Regions from separate parts of the Homo sapiens genome. Here regions 1 and 2 are each linked to region 3. Evidence: chromatin loops called from intact Hi-C (ENCODE). Cell type or tissue: CD4-positive, alpha-beta T cell. All regions are shown on one strand. Region 1 has its middle 67 kb from the start of UPP2. Region 2 has its middle 77 kb from the start of UPP2. Region 3 overlaps TANC1 (tetratricopeptide repeat, ankyrin repeat and coiled-coil containing 1).

Region 1 (8,000 bases), 1.1 Mb after region 3:
CTCTCAAGGGGAAAGCATTTCCCTCATGGGGAAAATTATGGATGCCCCGATGGAACCTATTGTCTACTCTCTGCATAACACTAGCTTTGGTGACCTGGTCTCTGGGGATAAAATTAAAATTAGTGCCAGGCACATACAACCCTTTCTTCTTCCCTGCCATCTTTATAGAAACCCTCAATAGAGTTCTAATGCCCACATTTGACAATGATGTCTTTTGGGAGGTCAGGAAGCAGAGAGAGTAAAAAAAATTCTCTCCCAATGTGGTTTTACAAATGGGCATTAGCCACAGGCTGTTCCAGCTCAAGGGTGAAGAGTAGCACAAACTCTTTTCTTTCTCTGCAATAAAAAGAATGAAATTACTTCTTTCTATAGCAGTGCTAAGATATGAATAACTGAACTGGAAAAAAATATTAGCTGTCTGTCTACTGTTGCTGCATAATACAAAATATATATCATTCCAGCATCTGCCCAGTGAAAAATTACAAGAACACTAGCAAACATGTGCTACAAAGTATCTTTGATTTGCTTGTCCTCATTATTGATGCAATCAAAATGGGGTTATCAATCTGGTTCTTTGAAATCAACTATTTTAGTATCCATTTATTCTAAAGACACAACACTTTTAACAAATCAGCCTCACATCACTTTAACCTCTGTGGAATATTTTCTTTTCTGTTTCTCCATGTATGAAAGCCATTTAAAACATCTGGTAGACTGAAAGCCCAGGAAAGAGAAGCCACCTGAATAAAATACAAAAAGCAGTGTTATTGATACAAATACTAAATTATGTGTGCTGAGATTCTTAAACTTGGGAAACTGAAAATAAGATGGTTCTGGAGACTGATGATGGAATATAGAGCCTTTGTCTTTTAGGCGACTGTTGACATTCTAATCAGAGCAGAAATGGGAAAACAATGCAGCAGAAATGCTTCTACCCATTGAGGATACATTCTGCCTTAGTTTCTTTCTAAGGGCCCATGAACCTGCCACCATAAATCAAAACCATCTAAGATGTTGCTTTACATGCTTTGGCAACATTCACTATTTGATGGGATCAGATATTTCCTCATTCCCTGTTATGGATTGAATTGTATCTCCCCCCACCCCCCAAAAAATGCAAAAATATTAACCCCCAGTACCTCAGAATTGAACTTATTTGGAAATAGGGTCGTTGCAGATGTAATTAAATTAAGATGAGGTCATACTTGAGTAGGGTGGATCCTTTATGCTATGTGACTGGTGTCCTTATAAAAGAGATGGTCATGTGAAGACAGGCACACACACAGAACACCATGGAAGATGGACCAGAGATTGGAGTGATGCCTCTACAAGCCAAGGAGTCCCTGTGACTGCTGGCCATGACCAGAAGCTAAAGAGAGGCATGGAACAGACTCTCCCTCGGAGGCCTCAGAAGGAATTCACCCTGCTGACACTTGGATTTTGGACTTCTAGGCTTTAGAACAATCAGAGAATACATTTCTGTGATTTTAAGCTATCCAGTTTGTGCTACTTTATTACAATAGCCCTAGGAAACTAATATATCCCCCCAAAAGGATTTTTTTCTTTTTTCTTTTTTTTGAGACAGTCTCCAGCCTGTTGCCCAGGCTGGAGTGCAATGGCACAATCTCGGCTCACTGCAACCTCCGCCTCCCAGGTTCACGCGATTCTCCTGCCTCAGCCTCCCGAGCACCTGGGATTACAGATGCCCGCCACCACACCCAGCTAATTTTTTTGTATTTTTAGTAGAGATGGGGTTTCACTATGTTGGCCAGACTGGTCTCAAACTCCTGACCTCGTTATTCACCCACCTTAGCCTCCCAAAGTGCTGGGATTACAGGTGTGAGCCACCACACCCAGCCAAGGATTGTTACATTTCTATCCTTTATGTCAAGTCAGAGCCTGGTTAGCCCTCTGAGATAGGAATGAATCTGAGATTCCAAAAAATAAATGAACTTGAAGATAGGAAACTTTCCCAGCCCCATACAGACTTTCTACTGAGCCAGTGTTTTGTTGGAGATGTGTCACTTTCTTTTAAGGAACATACAGAAGACCTTGGGGTCTCCGTGTCTGTGTGTCTGGTACCCTTCAGTGTGAAGCAAAACACATTTGGAAATGTGAAATTTTGACTGTGCCCCCTTTCAACTGTTCACCATTCTTTGATTTATTTAATGAATATTTATCTTCTGCCCACAGGGACAGATAACTGACATGTTGAGAACTTAAAAGTAACTGGTCTTATCTTCACCTGCCTTTCCATAAACATTTATATTCATAGCATCAGTGTCACAATCTATCATTGATTGATTTTGAAGTTGTGTGTTTCTCAGAGCCTTACTTACACCAGCTTATGAACGAACAGATAAGAGCTAGCAAAATTTCTGCTCAGAGTCTGTACATAAAATGGCACCACTGGCTATAGTTTATACTGGAAAATAGCTTTCATCTTTCATGGCACACAATAGGCCCACACTAATGGCCTGGTGATGAATGCTGATGCTGAGAGCTCTGTATTGAGGTCAATTACAAGACCACACCTGGACTCCACAGGAACTGTGCTGGGAGGCATCAATGTCTCCACCAAGCGCTCGGGGGTACAGTCGTAGTGAAGGAGCTGAGTATTTGCCCACCCTGCTTTTCAGGTTCAAGTGAAAAGACTTTGAAATTATACCTTAAAAAAAAGAAACTTGTGAAACATAAAATATAACTTTAATAACAGAATGTGTGACACTATGAATCTTGGAGAATGGCTTAAGAAACTCAGCAAGCATTTTTTTCTAGCCCTTCTCTAATGATAATGTATCTAATTTTACAGATTAAAGAAGTAAAGTTGAGTATTTTGTTTTTTAAATCATCACTGCTACTTTCCAAGCTTGTGAGCTTGAGTTCTTTTAGGATCTACATTCACGACCCTTCTACTGCCCAAGAGACTTACATGTCAGAGGAGTGACAACATCTCCAGGAGCTTGGTAAATTTTGGCCAACTATTTGACACAATCCTTGTCCCTTGGAAAACACTAATGTATGTTTAACGTGAAAATCAACTTCCTAGAAATCCCCTATTCCAGTAGCTTGTAAGGATGACAGCTGTTTAACAGAGGAAAACTGGTTTCAACCCTTGTGTATTTGAACAACTGCTTACAATGTAAAATAAGAACATCTCTGGACCAGTCAATCCCGTCCCTGCAGAATTATGTGCTGGTTTTTATACAGTGCTAAACAGTTTGGCAGATCTAATGTCATCAATGTATGAATTAGTTTCACATCTCTGGCTGTAAGAAACTGATAACACCCATAAAGCAATTCCCAGGTAGACTCTGATTGGCCAGCTCAGGTTACAAGCCCATGCCGCAGTAGTAGGGTATGGTGCCCAATTAATAACCCATCAAGATTCTGTAAAATGGAGGAGGAGTTCCTTTGATTGTATCCAGCACAATAGGAATGGGATAATATGCTGATCAATGACAGACTATCAGAGCCCACTTCAATATTCTGATCCTTGGCCGGGCGCGGTGGCTCATGCCTGTAATTCCAGCACTTTGGGAGGCCAAGCAGGTGGATTATGAGGTCAGGAGTTCGAGACCAGCCTGACCAACATGGTGAAACCCCGTATCCACTAAAAATACAAAAATTAGCTGGGCGTGGTGGTGCATGCCTGTAATCCCAGCTACTCAGGAGCTGAGGCAGGAGAATCGCTTGAACCCAGGAGGCGGAGGTTGCAGTGAGCTGAAATCGCACCACTGCACTCCAGCCTGGGCGACAGAGCAAGACTCCATCTCAGAAAAAAAAAAAAAAAGATTCTGATCCTCTTAAACTGAGGTACCCCATCTTATATCTCTACGTATCCTCTGTAGTTTCTAGCACTGTACCTGAAAATGCAATCTTTTAATAAATTCTGATAAAAAGAAGAGGATGTAGCAAGGTAAAGAGCTCTTTTCCACACCTCTGCTTCACATCTTCAAGAACCCCATTTGATGCCAGGCCAGAAATGGGGCTCTAATGCAAGCTACAGTGGCTCTGGGGCTTCTGATGTGCACTTTATTTGGAGGAGGGCCAACTTAATTCAGAAAAGAGTTCTCCAGGCTGGACTGACAGTGACCTTTCCACAGTGACCTCAGTTTAAGGCCTCATTCAATTTGAAGGAGAATCTTAAGGCTAGTTCGAACAAGCTGCCCCTGAGATAAAGCCAGAAATGGTTCATGCTCTGCAGCAGAGGCATAGACATAATGAACTGCTGACTGGTGCCAAACAATCTCTTCCTTTTCATTCACTATGCGTAATTAGTCCAGATTTATAGGACAGACTTCCTAGAATCCTCAGGCACACACACACGACAAATCTCTGGAAGGAAATGGACTTCAATTTTCCCTTCCCAAGCTCCCCTCTTGGAAGCTCTGTCACTCAAGGCCCTCTGTCTGTCACATCTCCTCTGAGATCCTTGAAGGCTGAGCTGGTTTGGAAAAGAGCACACTCCATTATCAAGCCAGGCTCCTTACACATCTTAGAACTTACTGACACCTGCTGGACGGTTTCCTTCTCTCTGAAAAGCATCTGAGCAGAAGCCTTTGCCCTATGTGTGAGGTCGAAGGAGCCAGGACCTTGGCTTCTGCACTGGAAGAGGAACAGAGAGCTTTCCCTGCCCTGCGGAGTGCTGTGTCTGCTCAGTGAAAACGTACCTCCTCCCCACAGAGAGCAGACTTGAGAGTCCCCAGGCAGCTTCAAGAACAAGCACCCTGATGGTAAAAATGCATGCAGGAAGGAACACCATGAAGAGCAGTTCAGAGGTGGAAGGTTGGAATTCATGATCATGGTCAAACTCCTAGATTCTTATGGCTTTTCCTCCTGGAGAGACTGAACATACAGCTAGCTTGAAAAGTATCCACTTCCAAGTGTGGAGCCTTACACTGTTCTCTGGGTTGCCAGAGCCAGGAGATGCTGCTTGACCGGGTCTGTGTTGCCCCAGAGCAAATCCTGAAGGAAGTAAAGGTGACCCTTGGTACTGTCCACTCTCAAAACATCTGGTTGTCTTTGGCTGCCTTCTCCAACTCCTAATGTTTTCAGGGCAATGCACTCTTCTCAACAGGTTGGAATAAGCAAATAAACTAATTTCATTGCATCCTTGTGAAACTGCATGTTTTAAGAGAACCTTGGGGTGAGATTTGTGCTAAAGTCCAGTGAATCTCTCCTAATGGTAGCATTTTAAACCTGAGGATAGGCTAATAACAGAAACTACTTGGAAAAGTGGGCTTGTGGAACCCCTTTAATTATAACGTGTTGGACAGCTGCCTGCAGGTAGATCTTGCATAGAACTAGTTAGTTATTGCTGCTATCTTGCCAAGGAATTGCCCTACATGGAGACCAACTGCTGGACCGCCCATTCCCCAGCCTCTTCTCCTTCTTCCCAGGAAAGAGGAGGAGTACTCACTGGCTGGCTGGCTGGCTGGCTCCCCTCAAGCTCCCTGGAAGATCCCTTCTGGAGAAGCTATTCTTCAGCATTCCCTCCTGGAACCACCCATCCCATCTGCAGTCATAAGAGCACCCCTGAGTCTCATCTCAGTTTTCCTCCCTAAGAGCCCAGCTAAATGCAGAAAGCAGGAGAGTAGGTGAGTGTGAGAGCATCTGTAAGCCTTTTTGCCGCCAGGGCTCTAGTGTGGCAGAGAGACCTCCCTGGGAGTGGAGCTATACCCTTCCCTATACAGGAACACAGCCTGCCCAGGCCAACCTCAGAAACTAAACACCTTTATTTCAAGAAAGAAACACCATGCTCAAAGGTCCTCCACCTTTGGGGCCCCCCTCCCATCTTCAGTATGCTTCAGGCCAGAATTTAGGTAGAGCTCTGAAGTTTGAGTTCTAATAGCTGGGTGTTGCCTACATTTGGTGTTCTAAATGACCCCTGGCCTCCTAGGGGTAATTATACAGCGGGATTTGAGGGTTTAAGGATGGGTAGGCCAATACTGGTAAATACCAGAAGGAATGTACAATTTCCCCCTAAAAGCCTGTTAGGGCCAGAGCCTGCAGAGATGAAAGAGGTCAGGAAAATGCCATGATATTACTTGCTTCCTACCTTAACATTTGGCCTCTCTGTGTCCCTGCACAAAGAAACCTGTGCTGCCTGTCAGATATGAAAAGCATTGCTATTTAGCAACTCAAAAACCATTAGAGGATTTACTTCAATAACCTGGAACTCATGGATTTCCAGAATCCAGCCTTTGTAGTGCTCTCTAATTTTATGATCTGTATCCTCACAAATCCTCCTCTGTCCCAGACATACTGTGTTCCAGCACAGTCTTTTGTTCACAATGCTCCCCGTAGCCCCAAATGCAGCCCTGAGTCTTCCTCTCCAGTGATCTCAGTCCCAGCCATGTTTCAGCACCTCCCCCATGTCCCACCTCCTAATGAAGCCCTCCTCTGCCACTGCCCTCACCACCCACAGCTCTTAATATTTCCCCTGTCCTATGTCATACACTTCCTTAGGTTGTTGCTTATATTTTCATGTAGGCAGCCTTTGTTCTGGAAGACCACAGGCCCCTCAGAGGTAAGCTCTTTGTCATATACCTGTTTGACTCCCCAGTTCAAACCCAGAACTTTTCACCACAACTTAGCCCATGGAGGGGGTCCCCTACATGGCATCCCTGAAAGATGTTTCCCCAGTCTCGCCATGAACATTTCTGGTGACAGGATGTGCATGACTTCATCCTGACCCACTCCAATATTGAATAGCTATAAGTTTTATTAAGTTCTTATTTCTACTAAGCCAAAATCAGCAATATCTGCTCCCAATGCTGCATTACAAGCAGCTGCTAGCTCTCAATTTTTGTCAGGATTCTCTTCTCCAGAGCAGAGATTCCCCAATTCTTTTGATCTTCATCTATCATAGTTTACAGACCCTGTACCATTCCGGCAGCTCTCTCCTGGGAAATTTCTGGTTTCCAGAGTCTCTCATGAAAGTTGCCACCCAGAGGGGAACACAATATTCAGCTGTATGAAGATGTGTGCTCTGAATGATGAACATACTCGAGGGAGGTATCTTGGTGATAATGGTGATGATCATGATCACGATCAAATTCTAACCACCTTTTAAAACACGAGGAAATTGCTAAAGAAAGAACGCTAGTATTTTACCCATCCAAGGGATTCCAGTTTTGAAGAAAACCAAAAATGTAGGAAATGCAGTCACCTGGATTGTGGCAGACATTGAATCTACTTTCTCAATGTTATTTCATAGCCTTCTGATGGTAGAGTTGTGGTTTGAGTGAGTTATACAAAGAAGTTCATGTATCTGATTAAACAGCTTTATGTGTTACCAACTGGAAAGATAACTATGGCCTTCCAAACCGACACTGGCTGCCTCTGCAGATCCTTGTTAGAATAGAGCTGGCTCGGAACCTCAGCGGTCCTGGAGATGTTCCAACAGCTCAGGTTTCCCAGATCTCTGCACTCCTCACCCATCCCTAAGCCTCCTCCAGGGCCTCAAAATCTCGGAAGTCCCTTCAAAGAGCCAAATTAAGAGAATGAAATCATCAAATGTATGAAGAAAACCACCAGGAAGAAACAATTTCCTTTTCTCCAAGTCCCTCAACATACCAAGCAATGCCTTACGTAGGTTTAGGGCTTGGGAGGCCAGATTATGCTTTAGTTCTTGAGGGCCTTTTATGTAGCCACAGGACCTTACGTGAGTGAATTCTCCTTCCTGGCCCTCACTTTACTTCCTACTCCAAAATCTATGAACCTAAAGTCTACAACTAATGAAGGAGGAAAGCCTGATAAGAAATCAAATGATTCCCCTAATCACTCCAGCCCACACTGATCTTTTGTTTTCTTTTAATTCTGAGGCATTTATTTTCTGTACCATTTATTTAATTTTAATATTTTGCTGCCTTCTTATTTTTATTCTCATAAATAAAAGGATAGTAAGCTCTAGGAAAAAAAAAATAACACAACTCATCTAATGCCCTTGGAAAGTTGAGGGAACTGACTGGCCTAAAGTTGCAAAGCTGATTAGT
Region 2 (8,000 bases), 1.1 Mb after region 3:
AGGTGACTCTTGTTATGTTTTAGCAAAGAGATTGGCAGCATTTTGACCCTGCCCTAGAGATTTGTGGAACTTTGAACTTGAGAGAGATGATTTAGGGTATCTGGTGGAAGAAACTTCTAAGCAGCAAAGCATTCAAGAGATGACTTGAGTGTTAAAGGCATTCAGTTTTATAAGGGAAGCAGAGCATAAAAGTTTGGAAAATCTGCAGCCTGACAATGTGATAGAAAAAGAAAAACCCATTTTCTAAGAAGATATTCAAGCAAGCTGCAGAAATTTGCATAAGTAAGAGGAGCCAAATGTTAATCTCCAAGAAAATGGAGAAAATGTCTCCAGGGCATGTCAGAGATCTTCACAACAGCCCCTCCCAACACAGGCCCAGAGGCCTAGGAGAAAATGGTTTCGTGGGCCTGGCCCAGGATCCCAGTGCTGTGTGCAGCCCAGGGACTTGGTGCCCTGCATCCCAGTCACTCCAGCCGTGGCTGAAAGAAGCCAATGTAGAGCTCAGGCCATGACTTTAGAGGATACAAGCCCCAAACCTTGGGAGCTTCCACATGGTGTTGAGCCTGCAAGTGCACAGAAGTCAAGAATTGGGGTTTGGAAACCTCCGCCTAGATTTCAGATGTATAGAAATGCCTGGATACCCAGGCAGAAGTTTGCTGCAGGGGTGGGGCACTCATGGAGAATTACTGCTAGGTCAGTGCAGAAGGGAAATGTGGGGTCAGATCCCCCACACAGAGCCCCTACTGGGGTACCGTCTAGTGGAGCTATGAAAAGAGGGCCACCATCCTCCAGACTCCAGAATGGTAGATCCACCAACAGCTTGCACCATTTGCCTGGAAAAGCCACAGACACTCAATGCCAGCCCATGAAAGCAGTCAGGAGGGAGGCTGTACCCTACAAAGCCATAGGGGTGGAGCTGCCCAGGATCATAGAAACTTACCTCTTGCATCAGTGTGACCTGGATGTGAGACCTGGAGTCAAAAGAGATCATTTTGGCGCTTTAAAATTTGACTGCCCCGCTGGATTTCGGACTTGCATGGGTCCTGTAACCCCTTTGTTTTGTCCAATTGCTTCCATTTGGAATGGCTGTATTTACCCAATACCTGTACCCCCATTGTATCTAGGAAGTAACCAGCTTGCTTTTGATTTTACAGGCTCATAAGTGGAAGGGACTTGCCTTGTCTCAGATGAGACTTTGGACTGTGGACTTTTCAGTTAATGCTGAAATGAGTTAAGACTTTAGGGGACTGTTGGGAAGGCAATGATTGGTTTTGAAATGTGAGGACATGAGATTTGGAGGAGCCGGGGTGGAATGATAAAGGTTTGGCTGTGTCCCCACCCAAATCTCATCTTGAATTGTACTCCCATGATTCACAAGTGTTGTGAGAGGGACCCGGTGCGAGATAATTTGAATCATGGGGGCAGTTTCCCCCATACTGTTCTCGTAGTAGCGAATAAGTCTCAAGAGATCTGATAGTTTTATCAGGGGTTTCCGCTTTTGCATCTTCCTCACTTCTTCTTGCTGTCACTATGTAAGAAGTGCCTTTCCCCTCCCACCATGATTCTGAGGTCTCTCCGGCCATGTGGAAATGTAAGTCCAATTAAACCTCTTTTTCTTCCCAGTTTTGGGTATGTCTTTATCAGCGGCATGAAAATGGACTAATACAGACTGCTTGCCTGTTATATTTTATATTAAACATGACCTGGTCATCTCATGGCAGTCAGCAGGTTTGAACTCTTTCTGTGTGGCCAACTTTGGGAAGCCACTCTCCTGGAGCCACAGGTAATGTCATGGAAAAAGAGTCTTGCCAAGGCGGTGACTTATGAAGTATCCCCTCTCCTCAACCATATATGCATCTCCTCCATCTACCAAGCAGCACAGAGAGGGTTCCCATGAGATATAGTCCTAGAGAGACGCTCGTTCTTACATTGGGAACATGAGTCCTGCTCTCTGTATATGCTGTCATCCAATTTTGCCTGCAGTGAGCTGGCCTGATCAGAGAACAACCAAAGGACAGCTGTCCCTCAGAACAATCAGGACCTTGAGACCTTTACTTGGGCCCCACACTGTCCTACTTTCTGCTTGAGAGCTGAAGGCATATTTCTAGAAAGAAGGCAGCCTAAGCACCAAGGGTAATGCTCTGGGAATTTTCAGCCCCCGATGCTGCTCTGCGAGGATAAGAGAAGAGGCAGAAAGAGAAACCTCTTAGAATCCTCTCCCACACTCTCCAAATATCTAAGAAACCAGGCCGCCTCAGGTCTCTTGTCGACAAGAGCTTTCCCTTCCCACCATTTCCTAACCTCACAAAGAGCACGACGGGAGATACAATGAAGAAGGCTGGAGAGGAAGGCCTCAGCTATGGAGGCTGCTGTACTTCATCACCACCTCTTATGTCCTGGTGGCCTTTTGCCTCCCTCGATTATGTCCTCTTTCTTTCCGGGGCTGCTTCTTCCAGACGAAGCTGAAATGAGAGGGTAGGATGTGAGGCCAACTTTCCCATGTGCCCTTGGAACACGAGGATGTGATGTTTATCCCTCCAGACCCCCTTCTACTGACCTCTCTACGCACATTGTTCTGGAATTCAGATGCGTCAGAGGATGTCTTCCGTGTGAGGCTCTGGCCAGGAGTTGCTCTCTGAACTAATTTTACACAGATGTGTACACATATGGCCCAAAGCCCACTAAGTGACCAGCAGCCTTGTCCCCAGCATTCTCTGCTGGTCTGATGCCATTGCTATATTTTCCAACCTATCCCTGTGGAATGGTGACCGTGGCCTCACCATAAACCCCAACTACTGGCTGCTCTGTCCTTGAGGTCACAGGCTGGCAGTGACCTTGCCAGTGGCTCGGCCTCCCGGAGGCTTGAGGCAGGGCTTCTTGGCTTGCAGTTGCACTGTGGTGAGTCCTCAAGGCCTCCTGTACCCTGCTCTTAGCCTGTTTGGCTTCCCTCCCCTGTAGCTGCTCCTCCCTGCAGGCCTGCTGGCCTCCACACTCCAGGACAGTTAGGATAACATCTAAAGCACGTGGAGTTGCTGGGAAGAAAGGCTCAGGTCTGCATCAGCCAAGCCACAGCTCTGCTGTCATTTTTGGTCCACAATGGCCCTGGGGTTATTGCATTTATCCAGAGCATTTCCACACCCACACCCTTCCCTCCACCCTGACCTTTTTATATTTTCTGATCTTTTTTTTTTTTTTTTTTGAGAGGGAGTCTTGCTCTGTCACCCAGGCTGGAGTGCAAAGGCACGATCTCAGCTCACTGCAGCCTCCACCTCCCGGGTTCAAGCGATTCTCCTGCCTCAGCCTCCCAAGTAGCTGGGATTACAGGCACCCCGCCATCATGCCTGGCTAATTTTTATATTTTTGTAGAGACGGGGTTTCACCATGTTGTCCAGGCTGGTCTTGAACTCCTGACCTCAGGTGATTCACCCGCCTTGGCCTCCCAAAATGCTGGGATTACAGGTGTGAGCCACTGCACCTGGCCCTATTTTCTGATCTTGATTATGCACCAATAAAAAGAAAAATTTACCAGATGATAATTTTTTTTTATTTTTTATGACCAGATTGCACCTGCTACTTTTCCAAAAAGCCAACTTTTCAGAATGCTTTAAAAAACACTCCCTTTAAGTGACACATTTCATTTTGCAAAGACTATGGCTTTTTCTCAAACAGATTTTTATCTTTTTTCTGGGGTCTGATGTGGAAACCTCACTAAATTCCTCCATCTAGATCATGTCAGTATTTGATTAAAATGTGAGTTTGAAGGCTCTCCTGTGAAGCCATTTCTTCTTGCATCCTTTTAAAATTAACACTCACGTTAAAAACTGATGACATTTAACATTGAAAATAAGCTAAACCTGATGGTAACTCTCTGAGCTCTTCAAATTGACGCCGAAGGTGGCCACCTTGTGGCTGTTGTGGAAACTGCCACTTAGACCTGATTTTTCCCAGGCGTTGGGGCCCTACTGCTAATTAAATTAAATGACTCTTAAGATTATCTTTTCCCATGCAGTTTACATCCCAATCCTGCTCCTCTACAGGTCAACTTGTAGTGATATCCTGGCAGTTTGGGGGCAAGAAAGCTATTCTAAATGGCCTCAGTGGGTTAGTTGAAAGAAACCTTTTGGTCCTTAAACTAAGGAGAAGAGATAACCTCCCAGGAAGCCCAGGTCTTTGTCTTCCTCAAACCTTATATGCTCTAAGTCCCATATTTTAAAAAATATGCTCCAGGGGATCCCTATATCCGCATTCCTGGGTAAGATCTTTAAAATGCAGGTTGCTGGGGTCCCTCCTCAAGACCTAAGAATTGGAATGTCTAAGTCCTGGGATTTGCATTTTAAACAAATTTCTCAGGTGAATTTTTAATGCACATTCAAGTTCTAACAATGCTACATTTTAGTCTACTAAGGAAAGAAACTGGAGACCTAACATATGAAATGCTTTTGACGCAGGCAATCTCCCTTGGGCCCTGGGAGGGAGGGGATCCAGAGCTGAAGAGAGCTCAAGAGACCAATGCAGGAGTTCTCAAAAGCCCCTGACAACCCAAATGTTTGCTGCTTGAACATAGGAGGCTCCACCACAGTGACCTGGCAACTTCGGTCGAACCCTCTAAACAAGAAGCCATGGGCCACCAGAAGAGTGGCTGCTTGTGTATGGTGTCTCCCTCTGGCCTGCATAGGAAGCAGCAAAAGGCAGTTAGAAGGAGAGGCACCTCTGCTGGCTACTCCATCACCCCCACCCAACTCCCACCGTGTCCACCCCACCCCAAAGCTCCATGTCCCAACTCGATGTGAAAGGCAAGAGACCAGCTTCCAGGCCAGGCTCTCCTGCTGACCAGCTTTGTGAACTTGGACAGGTCGCTGGCTTCAGGTGTTATTGCTGTAAATGGAAGTAGCCAGATAACCATCACTTAGCTTCTTTCCAATTCTAACATTCTGTGATCTCATTTTGAGCTTTCAGAGGGAGAGGAGGCTCTTTATGAGAAGTGATCATGGGAGTCCAGATTCCAAGCTTAGCATTAAGCCTTTGCTGTTTGTAGCAATTAATTATTATGGAGTGTCACTGAGAATTGAGATCCTCTGCCAATACAAAAACAATAAACTTTTGCAATGTCAATTCTCTACATTGGGGGTAAAGCAGCACTGGACTGAAAGCCTTCCAAATGCCCCCCCCCAACTGACAGCAACCCCATGACCTCATCACACCCTCCCCTCCTCATGCACTATTCTCCAAAGACTTTAACACACCCCATCCTCACACACGCCCTTCCCACACCCACCCCCACCTCCCAATCAGGCCTCCTGTCTCTGAACCCACTTCCTGCTCTAGCATTCATCTTGTTGGGTGCTGAGATACCTGTAAGAATGTCTAGGTGGAGACTTCACCCAGATCATCCTTCTTATCCTTTCAAGATCATTGCCCCCAGGTGCCACTGCTCTGAGACTCCACCATTCCCTATGCATACTCAGCTCAGTTCTTAACCTGTGACATTATAATCATCTGCTTTTATGCCTGTATCCCTAAATGGAAGATCTGTGGCTGCCACATACTGAATATTCAATAAATGTTTCCTTGAATGAATGACAGTAGGAATGAAAGAATGAGTGGATAAATAAGGAATTAAGAAGATGCAAGCTGACTATCGTACAGAACCTCTATACCTATTCTTTGCACAAGTCTGGATGAGGAAAGAAGAACCTGGTCCAGACTGTCTTGACTCTGGAGCATTTTGGGGAGAAGATGGGAATGGAGGGCTGTGCCTGCAGTAGAAGTAGCATGGTAGGTTATCAAAGCACAGGTCAGTGAAATCAACTATTGTGTGGTGTCAATTTAGTGGGTTCAGACCAACATTTTTAAATGAAGTATAACATAATAGAATAAATTAGAAAACATGTCTCTTAGTAAGTTCCAGTACAGCTTTATGGAACTTTTTTTTTTTTTTTTTTTGAGACAAGTCTCACTCTGTTCCCTGGGCTGGAGTGCAGTGGTGTGATCTTGACTCACTGCAACGTCCGCCTCCCGGGTTCAAGCAATTCTCCTGCCTCAGCTTCCTGAGTAGCTGGGATTACAGGCGCCCGCCACTACGCCCAGCTAATTTTTTGTATTTTTAGTAGAGACAGGGTTTCACCATGTTGGCCAGGCTGGTCTCGAACTCCTGACGTCGTGATTCGCCCGCCTCGGCCTCCCAAAGTGCTGGGATTACAGGCATGAGCCACCGCACATGGCCAAGACTTTTATTATATAGACATGTGCAAAATATACTTCTTTACTACACACAGTGGTCAAAAAATGTAGAAGCCACTCATCTAGGAAATACTTCCTAATACTTTACTAAATACTTCATTGACTCAATTTGAAAAAAAAAAAAACTGCTGACTTTATGGTATGGCTTCCATTTATTGGAATGTGGGGATCCATTTGTCAGGAAATGTATATGGATTCCATGATGTTTTTGAGAGAGCTATATATTTTCTAATTACTTGAAATGATAATGATCTGATCTCATCTAATTTCAATTATGTTCAGAATAGGTATCTTTCATAGAGATAAATAATTTAAGAAAATTTTCCTAAAATAGGGACCTTCCCTCTGTTTTGTCTTTTATGTCTCCCCATGTAGAGCCTGTCTATGATGATAGTATAATACTAGCTCTCTCTCTTTCCTACCAAGGTGAAAAAGCCATTTTCTAAGAGTTAGTAGAAAAGAAGTGATAAAAGCAAATTAAAAATCTTAAATTCCAATATCAAACTTTGATAAATCTATCTAAATATCTCCATGGGAAATCATAGTGACAGGTGAGATAATAAAATTAAAATCTCAAAGGAAGGCAAATATCAACTAGCTTTGTTAAGAACATGAATCCAAGCACATAGGATACAATTTCTTCTCTGCTGTGTTTTGTTCTCCTCCGATGAACAGACAGCCATGTGTTAGGCTTTCCCTGGTTTGGCCATAACACTGTCCCCAGTCTCGTCTGTTGACACCATATGGGATTGTCACGCTTCTTTGTTTATGAAGAGTCTCCTGGAATCTTAAAATTAAGTTTCAGTATCAGACCAGCATCCAAAACCAATCCAGATACATACTTAGACTGGCTTGGTGTTTAAAAAGACTTCATGTTAACAGTTAAAAGTCAGAACATTTCTTTTAAAAATTAGGGTTCTTGACTTCTCTTGGAAAGGTTAAAATATTTAGAAGTGCAAGACCCATATTACTGCATGGAGACTATTGCTCTTAACCTAGGTCCAGGGGACCCCTGTGTTTTGATACAGTTTCCTCTGTAATCCTATGTATTTTATTTTCTTTATTTAAAAGCGTCATCTTGAGAAGGGATCCATGGGCTTCACTAGACTGCCAGAGGGGTTCATGGCCCAATAAAGGCTGAGACCATCCTAGAGTAGAGCCAAGCAGCAGCTGTCCCCTCGATCCCTGTTCTCATCATTCTTTACTTTCTCTGAAGCCATGCATCTGTTTTCATTTTCCATTGCACTAACAATTTTCCTGGAGTCAAGAAATATTTTCCTGTAATTATGTCTCTATCAAAAATTGGAAAAAGAAAAATGAATTGAGGGTTTTGGAATTCTTACACTAAGCTGCTCCACTTATTTATGCCAGCTCACTGGCCTCTGGTCCACAGGGATTGTGTTTAACATCCTTGATCACCAGTGAAGCACAGCCACCAACCAGTCAGAATGGTTGTCATCTGTGCACGAACAATGCTGGTGCATGCCCTGTGAACCTCAGCCCTGTGCCTGGAGGATTTCCATCCCTGCTTCAGCAGGCTTCTCTAGCTCTCTGGGTGTCATTCCATGTTGCATCTGTCCTTCTTCCTGGAATATCAGGGAGTGTGAGCAGTGGGCTATTTGGAGTGTGCTTGGGAGCATCCTGGGGAACTAGGAGAAGATCAATTTCTCCTTTTTGGCAAAGGAGCAGAGATGCCAGCTCCACCCTGCCGTCCAGTCTCTGGACTTGAGGGGAAATGGAGCTGATCATCATCATGTCCG
Region 3 (8,000 bases):
TTTTTAAGTAAATTATACTCATTTGCTATAAATTAGTAACTTCTAAGAAATCCTGTAATTTGGGAATGTCTTCTCCAATATTTACTCAGTACAGTGGCTACCACAGAATTCCATTTCATTTCTGTCAGGGCAGGAGATTCAGAAGTAAGGGGAGGAATGTGAGAAGGGAGATATGGGGAGGTGTTGGAGGGGTTGAGGTGGGGTGAGGGGAGCGTGGGTCCCAGCCCAGTCCCTTGAAAGCTTCCACTGATTAGAAGGTGCTCCACGACCCCTCCCTAACCAGCCAGGAGAGGGTGAAGGCAGAGCAGTCCTATGTCTCACTCAATAGCACTCTCTCTTTCCATCCTCCACAGTGACCAGGTCAAGACTATCCCAGCCTTCTCCAACAAATCTAATACACGCACATACACACTCCACCCTTCGCCCTATACAGAAAAAAATCACCATCGGAAGGGAGCACCTGAAGGAAATTCTTCAGCCCCATCCTCACACCTACCTGCTCTGGCATGCATCTGCATACATCCACACACAGCGAATCCTCTACCTGCACTCATGGGCCAAGATCAGGGTGCAGAGATCAAGGGCAAGAACAGGGAACAGAGATGCAGAACGCAATTGTCTCTAGAGAAATACCTGTAAGCACTGTTGCTCTTAATAGGATTTATGAGTTTAATCAGATTAGGTCCAAAGATTAGCTATGGATCATAGTTTCAACCTGACTAGGTTGCACTGAGACCATTAAAAGGGCCAGCTTGGACAATGAGCTACCACTGCACACCTTTTAGGATGGCTAAAACTTAAAAAACAAAATATAAAAACTGCTGGTGAAGATGCAAAGTAACTGAAACCCTCATACTGTTGGTGAAAATGCAAAATGGTAGAACCACTTTGGAAAACAGTATTACTCTGCAAAAAAAAAAAAAGAAGAAAAAAGAAAAAGAATTGATACCCACTACAACATGAATGAATCAACTGCATTAGGCTAAGCGAAAGAAGCCAGACTCAAAAGGTTATACACAATTCTAAACACGACATCTGAAAAGGCAAAACTATAGGTTTGGAGGACAGTTCAGGGGTTGTCAGGAGTTGGGTGTTGACTACAAAGGAGCAGCATGAGGGAATATTTTGGGGTGAAAGAACTGGTATCTTTGTGGTAGTTACACAACTGTGCATTTGACAGTCACAGATCTGTACAATGAGAAAAAAAAGTTCATTTTTGCTCTATGTTAATTTTAAAAAAACACATTAAATTTTTTTTTTAGTTAGAAAAGAGGGTCTGGCCACTTCAATGATAATAGTGATACCCAGTTATAGGAAGTCCCCAAGTCTCAAATCCTGGGTAAACATCTCTGACCCATGTATAGAGAGCAACAGCTAAAGGCCAGCCCCAGCATCTATCATCTCCTTCCACCTCTGTAAGAAAGCCCTAATTTTTCACTATTTTAAAAAATAGGCCAGGAACAGTGGCTCACACCTGTAATTCCAGCATTTTGGAAGACCAAGGCGGGCAGATGGCTTGAGCCCAGGAGTTCCAGACCAGCCTGGGTAATATGGTGAAACCCTGTCTCTACAGAAAATACAAAAATTAGGTGGGTGTGGTGGCGTGTGCCTGTAGTCCCATGTACTTGGGAGGCTGAGGTGGGAGGATTACTTCAACCTGGGAGGTTAAGGCTGCAGTGAGCCGTGATCCTGCCACTGCACTCCAGCCTGGGCAACAGAACGAGAGCATCTCTCAAAAATAAATAAATAAAAAGTTTCAAACACTTGGAAAGGGACAAAAGAGATAACAGGGTGTACCTTCAGTGGGCCTGGATGTTGCTTATGTAAAGCAGACCCTCCGACAGTATCTTTCCATAGCTGTGTACACTCTTGACTTTCTATTGACTAGTTTACAGGTCTGTAAATTGCAGAAAACTTGGCAGTGCAAATGATTCCTGTCCCTAGCAATGTTTGTCCATACCAATTCTCTGGCAGACAATATAAATCTCTATAACCCAAATTCCTAAACCATTAACATCTTTTTGGATTCCCTAATTAATGAATTATGCTATTGCCTTTCTCGTAACTGCTGGGCGTAGTGGCTCACAATCCTAGCACTTTGGGAGGCCAAGGCAGGTGGATCACCAGAGGTCAGGAGTTTGAGACATGGCCAACATGGCGAAACCCCGTCTCCACTAAAAATACAAAAATTAGCCAGGCATCGTGGTGGGCACCTGTAACCCCAGCTACTCAGGAGGTTGAGGCAGAAGAATCACTTGAACCCAGGAGGCAGAGGTTGCAGTAAGCGAAGATTGCACCATTGCACTCCAGCCTGGGCGATAAGGGTGGGAGTCCGTCTCAAACAACAACAATAGCGGAGAAAATTATGCTTTAGCACCCTAGTGCAATTAAGTGCATAAATAATTGCATTTCCCAGCCTCCTTGGCAGCTAGGTCCACAGAGCCAATGAGAGGTGAGCCAGCATCAGGTAGGATTTCAAGGAAGACTGTTTACAAAGATGAGCCAGCTGGGAGAAACCCCATTTTGCTCTTCTCTTTCCTTCTTCTGGCAGGACATGTGGACATGCTAGCTAGTACTCCAGCAAACATGTTATTAGACCATCAGGTTACCTTGTGTTAGGAAGGTGTGGTAAACTGATAATGGTTCCCAAAGACATACTCCCTGGAACCTATGGTATTTGCTACTTGATTTGGAAAAATCATCTGTGTAGATGTGACTAAGTTAAGGATCCTGAGATGAGGGGCTTATCTAGGTGGGCCTCAACTGCCGTAAGTAAAAGAGAAAGGAGAGGCCAGACACGGTGGCTCATGCCTGTAATCTCAGCACTTTGGGAGGCAGAGGCAGGAGGATCGCTTAAGTTCAGGAGTTCAAGACCAGCTTAGGCAACACAGTGAAACCCCATCTCTACAAAAAAATACAAAAATTAGTTGTGGTGTGTGCCTGTAGTCCCAGCTACTTGGGAGGCTGAGGTGGGAGGATCACTTGAGCTTGGGAGGTTGAGGCTGCAGTGAGTGATGATCCATTGTGCCACCACACCCTATCCTGAAATACATAATTTTTAGCTTTAAGTGAAATTCATTCTAAAAATAATTAAAATTTTTTTAAACACAAGATTGACACATTGAATTTTAAGTCTTGTGAGAAGCCATATTTAAAATTTTTAACCATAATGCACTGAATAGCAATGCAAAATTCATATCATTTGTACATAAAATGCTTCTCTCAACATCAAAAGGCTCAAAATAGTCCCTCCACCATGTAAAGTCAATCTCTCCCTTTCAGAATACTCAATGGAAGTTCAAGATTCTAAAAAAAAATTAAAAAAAAATAAACAAACTACTCCCTCAAGTCCAAGTCCACCATTGTCTACTCCCTATCCCACAGTGCCCACCCTGCTGGTAAGGACTGCCATCTCATTTCTGTTACCCTCTGAATTCTAGAACCTTCCACATGCTATCACAGTCATCCTTTCCCCACAGCACATACACTATTGTCACCTACGTCCTTGTCCATGTCCCCCAGCAGACTCAACTCCTGGGTGTCTCTGGCATCTCTGGCATCTGTACAAAGATGCTATCTCTGAAGTCAGGAGTAGCCCACAGTCCTGTTGCACATGGTCAGAAGGCTGGCATGTCAGACCACATGCAAGGGGCCTCTAACAATCCCACAACAGGCTGCACCTGAGACTGAAAGAAAAGGCAGTATGAAGGCTGGGCTTGCGAGCAAGAGGCACTGTCCTCCTCTGACCTCATTGTTGATGAGCTCACACTGGCAAGCACATGCTTTCCATTATCTGAAACACCTCTTCCCTCTTGCAAACATCAAGCGCAGCAGCAAAGCCATATTTGGGGGCTCAGCCATTATCTGTTTAGAGTCTAAAAAGGACAAATTGCACTCACAGATTGCATAGGTAACCTGTGACATCAGTGAGAGGGGCCAGATAAGCCACGACCGCAGCTCACCTCCTAAGAGTGCCTGCTGCCGTCCCCTGCAGCAACCCAGGCCATCGTGACCTCTCAGCTACCGCATCTGACTTCCTATCAGTGTTCAGCATTCAGGACAAAACAGAGAACAGGGTTTCCACATTAAACATGCTACAGCTCAGGTTGATGTCGAATTTTTATTGGTTAAAGCAACTACAGTCATTGCTTACCTTACTCTAAAACAGGTGATCAAGATTTTACATTACAGTTAGAATTCCTGAATATACAATGATTTATTACAACAGAGTGGCTGCTTCTTGATTTTTTTTAAAACCAACTGAAACTGATCTCCATCTTAGCACCTGCTAACAGTCAATCAGGTCAACCACAGGTCATATGAAACCATCTTCCCAACTCCCCCACCTCCACTGGTTCTGAAGAGTGGGTGTAAACAATGGGTTAAACAATCCAGGATGCAGACAGCTGTTAATCATAACTGGCTCCACATTCCCACACATTACAGTGGACTTCAGTAGACTCCCTGGCTACTTCCTACATAGGCTCAAACCTCTTACGCATGTGTACAAAAACATCTGAAGACATTTGGGGGCAAAGAAGAATGAATATTAAAATAACTGCCCAATCTGCCTATACCAAAGAAAAATATGACAGAGGCTTGGGGTTATAACCTATTCTACTTTTACGCCTCAGCTATTGAACAATTTTGAACAATCAGAGACAAAAAGGCTTACCAGAAAATACATGATTAACAGTATGTCAAACAAAGTAACTACAGAGATTTTTTACTTTAAGATGTCTGCTGTTTGTGTACCCAGTCATGTACAAAGGCAAAGTTAGGAGGTAGCTTCTCTTTTTCTTTAAGAGTTTAAAGTGTTTCTTCTTTTCTAAAGTACTTTAGCTACTCGAACAGCATGCAGACAGGGTAAGAATCACAGAACCTGGCCGAATACACAGCTCATTCAGCATCAACCACAAGGTGGCGCTGCTTCAATGCTGATTCAGATGCACAGCCCTGCTAGAGACGTTTCTCCACCATCAAGGCTACATTTGCTTGTGTCCTTTCCAGGCCGGCCAAAAATGCTTTCTCCTTAAGGTTTCAGGTAACACACATATGGCTAACAGTCTATATTGAGAAAGTAAACCACTGAGGCACAGCAACTCCCTACCCCCATCTTAGGACAGACTCTGACTGCACCTGAGAGGACTTATCTCAGCCTCCCTTAGTTAACAAGGCAACAAAGTGGGGCAGAAAGGCTTGCATACTCCTGAATCACACCCAAGTACAACACTGGGAGTTCATCTTCCCGGGAATCCATACTGATGAAAATAAATGGGAAACAAGACAAATCTCCTATGCAGAAAAATTCCAAACAATTTACATAGATCCTCCACTCTCATGGTGGTGGTGTACACCACCATACCCCTAAGTGTGGGCTGCACACAGCGACTTCCTGCCTTCTGGAGAGTACAGCACACTCCACATACAGCATCTATGCATGCATACAAATGCGTTCATGTTAATATATGGAAGGGGGAGGGAAGGAAACGAATAACTTCACCTTGGAGCAACCTGGCACCCACTACGTTGGCCAGGTGATCGAAGTCAAGACAGTGATAAGCCAGGTAGCTACTGTGTACATCAAAAGATGGGAGCAGAAGGCACTTCACTTCTGTGGTTTCTGCCCCAAAACCTGTAACTCCAGTCTAATCATGAGAAAAACACCAGTAGAGAAAAACACCAGTAGAGAAAAACTCCAGTACAGAAAAATTCCAGTAGAGAAAAACTCCAGTAGAGAAAAACTCCAGTACAGAAAAACTCCAGTACAGAAAAACTCCAGTAGAGGGGCAACCTGCAAAACACCAGCCCAGCACTCCCCAAAACTGCCAAGGTCATCAAAACAAGGAAAGTCTGAGCAACCACCACAGCCAAGAAGAGTCTAAGACCTGACAACTAAATGCAATATGGTGTCCTCTCGGATACTGGAATAGAAAAAGGACATTGGGAATAAGCTTTAAAAAAAAAAAAAAAAAAAAAAAAAAAAAAGGAATAGGCCGGGCACGGTGGCTCACGCCTGTAATCCCAGCACTTTGGGAGGCCGAGGCAGGCGGGTCACGAGGTCAGGAGATTGAGACCATCCTGGCCAACACGGTGAAACCCCGTCTCTATTAAAAAATACAAAAAATTAGCCGGGCGTGGTGGCGGGCACCTGTAGTCACAGCTACTCGGGAGGCTGAGGCAGGAGAATGGCGTGAACCCAGGAGGCGGAGCTTGCAGTGAGCCGAGATTGCACCACTGCACTCCAGCCTGGGCAACAGAGCAAGACCCCATCTCAAAAAAAAAAGGAATAAAGTACAGACTTTAGTAGGTATCAATATCAGTTCATTAACTCTGACAAGTGTGTCATACTAATGTCCTATGTTAATAAGAGGAGACTTGGTATGGAGTGCACGGGAACTCTGCATTCTTTGCAACTTCTCTATAAATCTAACGCTATTCTGAATTTAAATTTTATTAAAAATAGAAGTTCACCCAAGCTTTAATGGTAACTAAGAGGTCTCGTCACATACAGGAGAGTCCTTTTACTTTCTATGTTGTATTTAGGTTGTGTTCCTGACAGTCCTTTCACCCTCAGCATAGAGGAGGGTAAAGCAGCAAACACTGCTTCACTGAAGGTCATGTGAAGGATATGGTGGAAAGGCAGAGTGTGAGGGCTCCTGTGCCATCTGCACCTTTCGAGAGTGATCGAAGGCCACTATTCCGGGTGGCAATGAAGTAAAGTGAAAATGACCCAGGCTTTGGAATTAGACTGAAGTTCAAATCCCAACTGGTTATCAACGAGCAGTCTAACCTTCAGCAAAGTTATAACTAAGCTCTTGGGGCGCTCCATCAACTCACTGTAAGTGGGGTTCATACCTAAGCTGCAGGCTTGAAAATGTTCATGCAGTGTCTAGCACATGGTTGAATAAATGCTAAGTTTCCATTTCTCCTTTCCTTTCCTGAGACAAAAGTTAACATTGGCCAACTACAGCCCAGGGGCCAAATTGGACCACTGAGTGTTTTTATACATAAAATATCACTGGAACACAGCCATGACCACTCATTTACGTATTGTCTAAGGCTGCTCTGTACTACGATGGCAGAGTTACATAGTCGCAACAGGGACTGTGTGGCCCTCAAAGCCTGAGATATTTACTATCTGGCCCTTGACAGAAAAAGTTTGCCTATTCTGCTCAAAGGTCATCAATTGCCATATTTCCAAAAGCTAACAGGTCCTTTGTTTTTTTTTTTTTGTTGTTGTTGTTGTTGTTGTTGTTTTTTGAGACTGAGTCTTGCTCTGTCACCCAGGCTGTAATACAGTGGTACAATCTCGGCTAACTGCAACATCTGCCTCCTGGGTTCAAGCGATTCTCCTGCTTCAGCCTCCTGAGTAGCTGGGATTACAGGCATCTGCCACCACACCCAGCTAATTTTTTTGTATTTTTAGTAGAGACGGGGTTTCACCATGTTGGTCAGGCTGTTCTCAAACTCCTGACCTGATGATCTGTCTGCCTCGGCCTCCCAAAGTGCTGGGATTACAAGTGTGAGCCACCGCGCCCAGCCACTAACAGGTACTTTTCATTCCTTATCATACTTGACCTTCACAGCCTCTGCGTCAGATGCCCTGTTTCAAAATCCTCTTTTCTCTCTTGAGGCCAGCAACCTTAGCTCAGACTCTGCACTCAACTCCTTGGTGCTCTTCACAAGCATGGCTTCGTGGAGCACTCAAAGTTCAAGATAGGCAAAGTCAAACCACTCCACACTGTAGTTAATTACACCAGCACCTACACCTGTGGTAGGGCAGAAACAGCATTACTTGGAATCCCAGGACCAACGAGGGCTGAAATTCTACCTTTCAGAACCTTAGAATTCCTACCCAAAACACAGGAATAATGCCCACCTTGGAAATACTATGAAAATTAAACTGGGGAGAAAAACAAAGTCATGAGGCACAACAGAATATTTTGAATCTTGACCTATCAAGAAAACCAAGCTAGAGCTCGGCAAGCTTCCCAATG

Evidence for each region. Peaks named below come from ENCODE experiments on the same cell type or tissue, not always from the same donor. Only the 100,000 strongest peaks of a DNase experiment are listed, where the experiment ranks them.
Region 1: a loop joins it to region 3, with 6 times the contacts of the local background. A loop is called at or near these places in 9 of 110 quality-filtered maps.
Region 2: it touches region 3 in a loop (4-fold over the local background); 10 of 110 quality-filtered maps call a loop at or near these places.

Annotation. Positions count from the first base shown.
Region 1 is chr2:158,030,952-158,038,951 of GRCh38, reverse strand. It overlaps a transcript of UPP2 not described here. Among named protein-coding and RNA genes, the nearest start is that of UPP2, 67 kb to the left of the region's middle. In CD4-positive, alpha-beta T cell, a CTCF peak has its summit at 4,462; a DNase peak (open chromatin) is centred at 4,531; H3K27me3 peaks cover 726 bases.
Region 2 is chr2:158,020,401-158,028,400 of GRCh38, reverse strand. It overlaps a transcript of UPP2 not described here. Among named protein-coding and RNA genes, the nearest start is that of UPP2, 77 kb to the left of the region's middle. In CD4-positive, alpha-beta T cell, a CTCF peak has its summit at 3,881 (motif pointing left); a DNase peak (open chromatin) is centred at 3,900.
Region 3 is chr2:159,115,690-159,123,689 of GRCh38, reverse strand. The region is part of intron 4 of TANC1 (tetratricopeptide repeat, ankyrin repeat and coiled-coil containing 1); the gene reads right to left. Among named protein-coding and RNA genes, the nearest start is that of MIR6888, 67 kb to the left of the region's middle. RefSeq lists enhancers at 1-103, 4,779-5,073. In CD4-positive, alpha-beta T cell, a CTCF peak has its summit at 4,919 (motif pointing right); a DNase peak (open chromatin) is centred at 4,929.